2 separate regions of the Homo sapiens genome follow, and region 2 is linked to region 1. A link is a contact called in ENCODE Hi-C or POLR2A ChIA-PET data. All regions are on one chromosome and are shown on one strand. Each heading gives the region's core, a stretch centred on a gene start or an enhancer-like site at or near the end of the contact. The rest is flanking DNA. Distances are from core to core; before and after follow the strand shown.

Region 1 (4,948 bases), core at 2,449-4,948:
GAGCTGAGATCACGCCACTGCACTCCAGCCTGGGCGACCAAGCAAGACTCTGTCTGAAAAAAAAAGAAAAAGAAAAAGAAAGGAAACGGTGCTGGGCCCAATCCCCAGAGTTTCTGACTCAGAAGATCTGGGCGTGGCCCCCAATTTTGCATTTCTAACAAGCTCCAGGTGATGCTGATGCTGTGGTCCCAGGACCACACTTGGAGAACCACTGTTTTACCCTTGTAGTTCTCATCCTTGGATACACTTTGGAATGAATAACTGGAGAGCTTTATAGAATGCGGATGCCTATGCTTCCACCCCCTCCCTCAGTCTGGTCTCCATGGTCTAGGGTGCAGCATAGGCAGCACCCTATGTAAAGCTCCCCAGGTAATTTTGATATGTGGCCAGTGGAGAACTACCCCTCTTTGCCTCTCCAACTGCTCACCTTTTTCTCGACTCCTATAGGTGCCTCCAAGCTACTCTCCCTGCCGCAGTGATGTCTTCCCAACCCTGGCTATGCAGTGTGGTTCCCTGGGGAGCACGAGAGAAATGTAGCTTTTCCCAGCCCCCAGAGATGATGACACACTGGCTCTGGGCATCTGCATTTCTTTTTAGAACGCCACTGGTGATTCTGTTGTGTATCTAGGGAGAGGAGGGCAGCACCGGTGTGATTCGCACGTGGCTGCAAGGCCACCTCCCTCTCCCCTGCTGCAGAGCTCAGAGTGGCTCCGTCTCGCTCATGGAAATAATGCCATCCTCAGGATGGCATCTGCCTGGGACTCCAAGCTTCTCGACATGGACCCTTTGCAAATAATAAGTCATTGATGATTCTTCTCCACACTCCGTGCCTTTGCTTAGGACAGTGCTCCTCAAAAGGTGGCTTCAGATCAGGATCAGCGTCGCCTGGAACTTGGTTAGAAATGCAAAGTTACAGGCCTCAACCCAGGCCTACAGAATCAGGAATTCCTGGGGGAGGGAGAAGAATCGGGGAGCAATCTGCAGGTGATTCTGAGACACGCTAAGGATCTAAGGATCAAGAACTCTGTGTTTAAAGCTACTTCCTCCACCCGAAATCCCTTTTCTGCCAGTCCAAAAGAGTCCAAAAATAATACCTTCTGACCAGACACAGTGGCTCATGCCTGTAATCCCAGCATTTTGGGAGGCTAAGGAGGGTGGATCATTTGAGGTCAGGAGTTTGAGACCAGCCTGGCCAACAGGCGAAAACCCGTCTCTACCAAAAACAAAAAACAAAAACAAAATACAAAAATTAGCCGGGCATGGTGGTGTGCACCTGTAGTCCCAACTACTCGGGAGCCTGAGGTGTGAGAATCGCTTGAACCTGGGAAGTAGAGGTTGCAGTGAGCCAAGATTGTACCACTGCACTCTGGCCTGGGCAACAGAGCAAGCTTCCATCTAAATAATAATAATAATAATAATACCTTCCTTCATTCCTAACACCAGCTCAGAACTCCCCTTCTTGGGGCAACCTCCTCTGCTTGTCCTCCCCTTAGACTGGGCCCTGGAGCGCTCAGATGGTACATCTCAGTTTGTTCTGGTAACTAACATTGCTGACTGCAAGGCCAATGCATTTCACACTGTGGACTCGTGCTGCCAATGGGGAATGCCCGCATCAGACATGAGCTCCACTTCCTTGGCTGGGGCAGCAGCACAGGGTTGTGGGAAGGTGCATTGGCCCAGAAGCTGGCCCGGCCTCTTTTTTTTTTTTTTTTTTTTTTTGAGATGATGTCTCACTCTGTCGCCCAGACTGGAGTGCAATGGCATGATCTCGTCTCACTCCAACCTCCGCCTCCCGGCTTCAAGCAATTCTCCTGTCTCAGCCTCCCGAGTAGCTGGGATTACAGGCGTGCATCAACATGCCCAGCTAATTTTTTTGTATTTTTGTAAAGACGGGGTTTCACCATGTTGGCCAGGCTGGTCTCGAACTCCTGACCTCAAGTGATCCACCCACCTCCGCTTCCCGACGTGCTGGGATTACAGGCATGAGCCACCGCACCCGGCCTGGGCCCGGCCTCTTATCCCCCACTCTGCCACCAGCTCCCTATGCAACCATGGGCTGCTCAGTCAACCTCTCTGAACTCAATTCCACTGGAGGGGCTGGAGGGGCCCGTGGGAGGAGTAGCAGTAACACACAAGGAAGAGCTGCTGAAGCCCAGGCACTCCCTGAGCACCCACTGTGTGTCATGGTCTGCTGGGGAATCTTCACCACCTGAGGCATGGTCTACAGCCTCAAGGGGCTGCTGACATTCCAGAATAATCACAGAGGGAACTGTAACCCAGTGATGCAAGTGCTCTGCAGCCATTAAGGAAAACAAAGCAAATACTTGGTACTTACAAAGTGTTTAGAATAGTGCCTGACCAAGAGTAGGTGCTAGGTTGTTAGTGTCCTCGTTCGCATCATCATCTATATGCACAGTTATGGACCAATCACCAAGATGTAGTTCTAAGTGAAAAGACTGGACACAGAGCAATGTGCATAGCATGCTGTTAGTGTCACAGCAGGGTGGCATGTACCCATAATGGTCATATAGGCATGGATTTCCTGGGGAAAGAGACCCAGGAATGGGGTGTGGTGGCTGCCCTGGGAGGTTTGTCAGTACCTGGGCTCAGGGGGAGAGGGAGAGGCGTGTGTTCCCCTTACACTTTTTAACTTCTGGAAAATTTGCCATGTCTCTGCTCATCATGTCTCTGACATTTTTTATGTTAGGAAAATAAAAACATGGGGGTGTTTGGGGTTGTTTCCTGCAGGGATTTTATCCAGGCTCCAGGGATGTAGGATGTAGGGATGGCCCCTCCCATCCCAGCCTACACTGAGGCCTTCTGGGTGAGAGTGGACAGAGATCAGGGAGACAGGAGCCCTTGCCCCCCCCTCACCTCCTCACCCTTCATGCCGTTGAGCCTCTTCTGGGTCCCATGCTTGTCCCTCTTCTTCACTGTCCAGCACACATGTGTGCACACTCACACAATACGCCTCCTCCAGACCCCAGAAGCTATGGCCCATCAGAGGCTGGGGACAGCTGCTCCTCTAGGGTGTGATCCTGGGGTCCCTCCCATGACCCAGGGTCTCACTGTCTTTTCTCTCTGGTTCCTTCCTCCTCTCCATACCTCTCCGGCTCCTTCTGTCTGTCTCCATATCCTTTGACTGACCGACTCCCATTGACAGAATTTGGTAAGTGAGCCTCTGAAGGGCAGGGGTTGGGCTTGGGGAGGGCTTGTGGTGGGCACAGTGGGGAGGGGCTTTGAAAAGGGCACAGCTCAGCCCTCCCCCACCCTCTCAGGCCCCCAGCTCCTGTGGTTGAGGGACCAAAGGTTCAGGGGAAGGAGAGGAGTTGGTGTCACCTGTTCAAACTGTCACACCCCACTGGCTTCAGCTATTAGTGCCCCTTCGGGCATTTAATTGGTCCCTTCCATGTGACGGGACGCATTCCACACCAGGGAGCGCTGCAACCTCCACAGCCTGACAGGCCCAGAGGAGCCTTGCCCCCACATCCCCTGGGGAGCCACTTTGGGCTGGGGCTCTGGAGCCCCGCGGCTTGCCTGGACCCCAGAATTGGCAAGAGAGGGCTTAGGGAGCTCAGCTTCCACCTCTCCATCCAAACCTCTGTGCCAGTAACAGGGCACAGGCCTGTCTCCAGGCTTTAAGAAAAGTCTAAATGCAGCAAGTGTATTTGCCAGTTTGCTAAAATGGGAAAAACCCAAGAGACTGATGGGTAAACGTTAGCATGCATTCATTCCACAAGTGCCTTTGAGCATTTAGGGGGCAGCCCCAGGGGCCCATGAATCTTGTGAACTCTCAGGCTTCACTGGGGGTATCACTTCCTGATCATTCCCCCTCTGCCCTGAGCGGGATGGGAACCAGCCTTGCAGGGACTATCCCCTTAGACCACGGAGAGTCTTTGGGGCCAGGGTGACCTCGCAGCCACCCTCTCACCAGGAACAGGTTTCTAAGAGGAGTCCCACAACATACCCTAAGCAACCAAGATGTGAGGGTGGGCTTCCCTTGCCAGCCACTGGTTCAAGAGAAAAGGGCCCATGTGCCAAGCTGGCCACTGGGCTAGGGGTGGGCTCTGCACCATAAGCCAGAGCCTCTGCCTCTGGACTGAAAGCCAAGGTCAGTGACCTACTGGGCACCTGCAAGAGAGGTCAGAAGGAGGCTCTTACACATCACAGGCCGCCTGCCCAGTTGGAGGGGAGTCTGGGGGCGCAGGTGATCCCCTTGCCCCAAGTGCAGGCAGGAAGAGGAAGTAGAATCACTTTCTGAGCAGGCCAGACCTCAGGGAGTCAGTAAGCTGAATCTCCCACCTTCAGCCATGTCTCCTCCCCATGATCTGGAGACTTCAGTCACATCACATGCTTTCTGTGAGGAGAGTCAGGTAGCATCTGAGGGGCTCTGTGAGCCACAGCCCTGGTTAGAATAATCAGAAATGCCTGAACTTGAGTGAGGCACCCACCTCCCTGAAATGATGGGCTTGGGCCTCTGGGACACAGCAGAACCTGTGATGGGGTGGCCACCCTGTGCTCAGTCTGGGATCCTGGGCCCCCCGGGACTGGCAACAGTGTGGGATCCCTGGCCATTCACATTGCCACTCAGTCTCTGGGTTATTCCCATTTCACATGTCAGCAAACCAGTGTTCTCCCTGCTGGACACGTTCCAGAGGAGGAGGGGAAGAACAGCATCTGCATCCCTTGTGTCCTCTCCTGGCCAAGCCTGTCATGGCCGCTTAACTGCTTCTCTTCTCTCCACTCCCCTCACATCCTCTCTCCTCCTCCTTCCTCTGTCTCCCCGCTGGGTCTTGCAGCTGGCCGGTCCCTCCGCAGCTGGGGTCACTGGGACAGAGAAAGGGAGCAGGAAATGGAGAGTGAACCAAACCACCTGAAGGGGACACTGTGGGCATCCGACAGCACAAGGAAGGAAAAGAGAGCCAGAGGAGGTTTCCAGAGGGCCTAG
Region 2 (4,948 bases), core at 1,448-3,947, 100 kb after region 1:
ACGGTCTGGCAGGGGAAGGCACATGTACTGGAGAGCTGACACTGTGATGTGGTAGAGTGCTAGGAGCCTGGAAGCCAGGGCAGGTTTTCTGGAGGAAGCATCATTTGCATCCCTGTTTTGAAAGATGTGGCTCCCTAAGCAGGGGGCCTGAGATTTGGCTGCTAAGACCCTCCCCAGAGCCAAGAGAAATTCTCTGAGTCCCTCCAGCTCTACTTTTCTCCCTGAGACCCTCGTCCCCCCAGGTTCCTGAGAGCTGGACATTCCTGCAAACAGCCTAGGCCACCCCCATCCGGCCTCAGCCCATATCACCCGAACTCGGAACAGCTGTGCTGCAAGGGGTATCTGGGCCAGACCCAGGCCCGCCACACAATGGTGTGCCACTGGCCGGGGGAGTCATTGTGGAGCCTCAGCCCCTGCCTAGCTCCAGGCCATGGGAAGACAGGCCAGGCTTGGGGGAGGGGTTTAAGTGGTTGTCAGGGAGGCCCCTGCAAAGGAAGAGCTGGGCCCAGGGAGGAAGGGCGGAAGGTAACTGGGAGGTCAGGAGTTAGCCCAACCTCAGAGGCACTTGGCAGTGGGGTGGAGAGGGAGGGAGGGCCTAACTGTGGCCTCCCTGCCACGTGAATTGCAGCCAACCGATACTACTATTCCAGATAAGAAGCCCTGGCTTCTCAGGCTGGTGAGGACCTGCAGAAGTCACCTATCCAGGCAGAAGGACAGAAATCTCCCACCGCCCCCTTCTGGTATGCAAGTCCCCAGCAGCGGCCCCGTGACGGTCTATGAGCTGGGGACACTGCTCTTGGCAGTACACCTCATGTCTTTAGAGCAGAGGCCCCTTCTGTTTATTAGACTTGGACCCTGCTATTGTGAACTCTGCTTCCCCTGGCTTGAGATCAGAAGGTCCCAGCCTGGCCCTCACCCTCTGTGGCACCAAGAAGGCTGGCCTTCCCTGACCCAGCACAAGTACATCCAGACCCTTCCCTTGGCCTGGCTTCTTGAGGGATGTTCCACAGCTGCCCAGATGCTCCACATACAACTGGCTAAGTTCCTCCAAGAGACCCTGGGGCTCAGCTGCTGAGGGTTTCTCCCTTCCCCATCCCCTAATGCAAGCAAGAGGGGTGCATGGGCCACTGTGCCTATCAGGAGTCCTCTAGCTCCACAGTTGGCAGGCAGAAAAGGGAGTGGCAGGAGCTGATATGGAAGGAGCCTACCCATCAGCAGCAGCGTCTTCTGGACCCAGAAGAAGGCCCAGGCCAGGGCAGGCAGAGCACAGATAGGAACGTTTCTGGTGTGCAGTACAGTGGAGCCCTGGACCTGTGGGCACAAGTTCATCTCCCAGAGCCCTTGTATGTGCTCTAAGCAAGTCCAAGGTGAAGGCCAAGCCAGGCCCTGGCCCATAATACCAATCCATTCAGTGAGGAGGAAGCAGGAGACCCAGGGTTTAGTCGTAGTTCCACCGTTTACTTGTTTTGACAAGACACAGACCTTTCAGAACCTCTATTGCCCTCTGTGTTAAATGGCAGCAATAAAACCTCCCAGGATTTTCAGGGAAGGGGGTGGATCAAACAAGTTACAACACATGTGAAAGTGTGTTGGAAAGCACCAAGTATTCTAACAGAAAAGGCCAAGAAACAGCATGCATGCTGCCACTTCCCTCTCCCGTGCCCAAGGCAGACATGGCTATCTATCTCGGCACTGTCTCACCAAGCTATATTGATCATTCAGAATCCCTCTCAACACATTCCAGGATAGTTAGGGTGACATAGCCTCCATGGGGTGAAGAGAAGCAGCAATGCAAAGCAGGGAATGCCCAGGGAATGGGCCAGGTGGCCTGTGCCGTCTATGGGCTGGGCCTCATGCTCAGCTGGGCTGTGGCTGGGCTTCAAGAGGCCTTTGTTCCCAGCATCCTGGTTAGCAACCCCAGTTCCTCTTTCGTGCATTGTGGTTCCCTGAGAAAACGTTAACCCAGCCCCCAGCACAGTCAGGCCAGCCCTGGGGAAGGCCTCATTCATGAGGCAGGACCCCAGGGGCCAAGTTGGTGCTCGGTGGTGGCAGGACCCCTGCAGCCCCCTGTCCCACTGCACACTCCCAAGTCCACCCCGCGAGGAGCACCCCCTGAAAAAGGCCATGTATCAGCCCCTCTGCCCTGGGCCACTGCATGTAGTGGGAGCTCTGGTCAGGCAGAAGTCTTTTGAAAAGCAGGTCCTGGGGCTCCTGCACCTCCACCCCAGCGCCCATCGCCACGGACTCCCCCAGGCAGGGCCAGCCTGCCCACCAGCAGTCACCAGTGGCCTCCATGGTGTGTTTTTAGGGAGTGCTGAGCAGTCCCCGCTGTGTCAGCAAAACCCTCCAAATGGTGCTTTCAATTCCATTCCTTCAGCCTCTCCCTGGGAGGGAATAAAGGCAGGAAGTCTCTATTAAACTGTGAATGTCAGGAGATAGGTAAGATGGCCCCTAATTCCTGATTGATCTCCTAACAATGAATTAGTTCTTAAAAGCATGGATTTCCCTCTCAGGGCCTCAGACTGTGCCACGAATCCAGCGCTCCAGGAGCCTCCTGCCCCAGCCCCTAGTGCTCCTCCCGCCCCCTGGAGGCGCCATGTTCTCGCACCCAGCTCTCCCATGCACCCCAGCCCACAGCCACCAGGGCTGGCATCAGAGGCACTACCATCCCGGGCAACTCAGAGGGCGGCTCCAGCAGCCTGCCCCTCCCCAGCAGCAGCAGGGAGGGACGTCCCTAGTGCGTTGTAGGCAGGGCCTGTGGCCATGGATGAAGATGGAACTGGGAGCTCAGAGTAAATTTCGCTGAAAACAGGAAACCACGAAGCCCAGATGCGTTCAGTTGTAAAAGGGTCCAGAGAAGAGAGGGCAGGGCCGCACCAGAGGAAGCTGAGGAGGAAGTGCGGTGGCTGTTCTGCTGCGGGCCGCCTCCCTCTCCACACAGCAGCAGCCAGGCCTGGGGTCTGGCAGCCAAATTCTTAGAAGTTGTCTCTGCCTCAAGGTCAGCAGCTGAGGGCTGGGGCCAGGCCAGCCTCCCCAGAGGGCAGGGCATGCTCTTCCTGAGTTGGGAGAACCGGAATCTGGGCTGTGGGCTTGTCCTTCGACTCCAGGAACAGCAGGTGTCCTGTCCCCACTCCTGCCATGCAGGCCCCCATGAATTGTGAAAAACATACCCTCTTTCCTTCTTTCTTTCTTTTTAAAATTTGTTTTGAGGCAAAGTTTTGCTCCGTCCCCAGGCTGGAGTGTAGTGGCTCGAACACAGCTCACAGCAGCCTTGAACACCTGGGCTTAAGCGGTCCTTCCACCTCAGCCCTGCAAAGTGCTGGGAGGACAGGTGTGTGCCACCATGGCCAGCCAGCACCCTCTTCCTATGGCAGCTGGCATCAAGCATTGTGGTGACCAGAGGGAACAAAAGAAGGGACCCCCCTCTGCCTAGGGACAAGGGAGAAGCCGGGGTTTGGGCATATTCTGGCCACTCGAGGTGTCAGCCCCATCTCCGGGCCTATGTTTACCCTCTCCTCAAAGCCCCTGGCCCAGCCCAGGCAGAGCAGGAGGCCCTCAGTGGACCATTCCTTTGGGCCTAACTGGGGGGCTTAGAAGCAGGGCCATGTGTCCAGGTGGGGTTCCCTGGCTGTAGCCACAGGCCCAGGGCTCACTGCTGCCAGGCAGCCTAGAGGTGCTCCCCTTTTCCATCCCCCCAACCCCCCAAGCAATTGGGCGAACATCTTCCCGCCTAGCCCCAAATCCTGGCTTTCAGCACCCAGGCCCAGCTCAGCAGAGCCAGTGTAGGCTGCTAGGAGACAAATGCCCAGGCTGGACTATGCTCTCCACAGTACCTGGGGCCCCCATCCTGCTAAACGCTACAGGGGGTCTGCCCAGCCCCACCTCACCTGTCCCCATGCTCAGGCACTGCCTTCCCTGTTTTACCCCCAGAGTGTACAGAGATGCCCCCTACTCTCCTCCCCTGCTTTAAAATCCTTCAATCACAATTCCACAGAGGACTCACCTTGCCTATGTGTATAAAAACAAAGCCAGGGCATGCCCACAAGCAGGAGATGGGAACATCACCCGCACCTGGCCGAATGGCTCTGAAGCGAAGACTCCACCAGGCCCAGATTGTATGGAGTGGAAGGTGGGGGTGGGGGAGGAGCAGCAGAGTGCAGATTTAAACTGGCTCTTACAATCCATCTCCAGGGTTTGCACCTGTTTCCCCATGTAGTTTTTAATAGCATCCCGCTTCATACTCAGAAGTGTCCCAGGGTGGACAAGACATTGTGTGGCACCCTTGCAATGGCCCGCGCTGAGCAGTGGGAGTAGGGGATGGGGAGGGCGGGGGGCAGGTGCCCCTCTCCACTCACCTTCCCAGAAGGCCCCACCCACCTCCCTCAGCACCATCTCCAGTGGGTGGGGCAACATCTGTCCTGGCCTCAGATTGCCCAAGACACCATTTGCTCACGGAGGCCACCATGCCCCAATATGTACTTCCCGTTTCGGGACCACCAAGCTCTGGGGACTGGAATGCAGGCAGTGGAAGCCCCAGATTGACTTAACCTGTTGACAGATCTTCAGAGAAACTGCTGGTAGGAGGCAGCTGGGGAAGGTGGCGATGGCCAGTGGGCAGGCAGGCCTGGCCCCAGAGCCACTGTGGTACAAAGAGGAAGTCTGACAGAAGAGCAGCCTCGGGCAAAACGGGGGAGCCAAGGCGGCCACGGGGGAGAAGTCTCTCCACCGTGCCCTGTGTCTGGTGCCTGGGAGGGTGGCCCAGTGTCCATCTTGTCCCACTGATGCTGCCACATCCCAAGGCTCATGTCTCAGAACGAGAGCTGCTGAAGGGCTGGACGTTCTGAGACTTCTTAAGATGTAAGTCATTTGGCATCTGTAGCTGGTGAATTTCAGGTCTCTAGGGGAGAATCTCAGCACCCCAAAATCCTTGGAACAGGGGCTGAGCCGT

The links. A loop is a pair of places that touch in the nucleus more often than their neighbours do. ChIA-PET counts read pairs that join two places held with the same protein, here RNA polymerase II (POLR2A). Pooled maps may share reads with other maps.
Region 2: a pooled map shows a loop between it and region 1 (2.4-fold over the local background). The contact joins two enhancer-like sites. A Hi-C loop is called at or near these places in 1 of 168 maps with a recorded cell type or tissue (K562) and 2 of 50 pooled maps. POLR2A ChIA-PET finds 5 or more read pairs at or near these places in 2 of 52 experiments (HEK293 and T-cell).

The regions. Positions count from the first base shown.
Region 1 is chr10:71,640,698-71,645,645 of GRCh38, forward strand. It overlaps CDH23 (cadherin related 23), which reads left to right. Exons shown (of 70, transcript NM_022124.6): 12 at 3,164-3,169. Among named protein-coding and RNA genes, the nearest start is that of C10orf105, 77 kb to the right of the region's middle. RefSeq lists enhancers at 2,021-2,665, 3,467-3,666, 4,107-4,156. Within about 2 kb of position 3,699, at least 2 of the 41 ENCODE cell types and tissues checked have a DNase peak (open chromatin) inside an H3K27ac peak, as active enhancers do.
Region 2 is chr10:71,746,119-71,751,066 of GRCh38, forward strand. The region is part of intron 38 of CDH23 (cadherin related 23); the gene reads left to right. VSIR (V-set immunoregulatory receptor) reads right to left here. Exons shown (of 7, transcript NM_022153.2): 7 at 1,438-4,948. Among named protein-coding and RNA genes, the nearest start is that of VSIR, 25 kb to the right of the region's middle. RefSeq lists enhancers at 1,880-2,089, 2,475-2,524, 2,725-2,854. Within about 2 kb of position 2,698, at least 29 of the 41 ENCODE cell types and tissues checked have a DNase peak (open chromatin) inside an H3K27ac peak, as active enhancers do.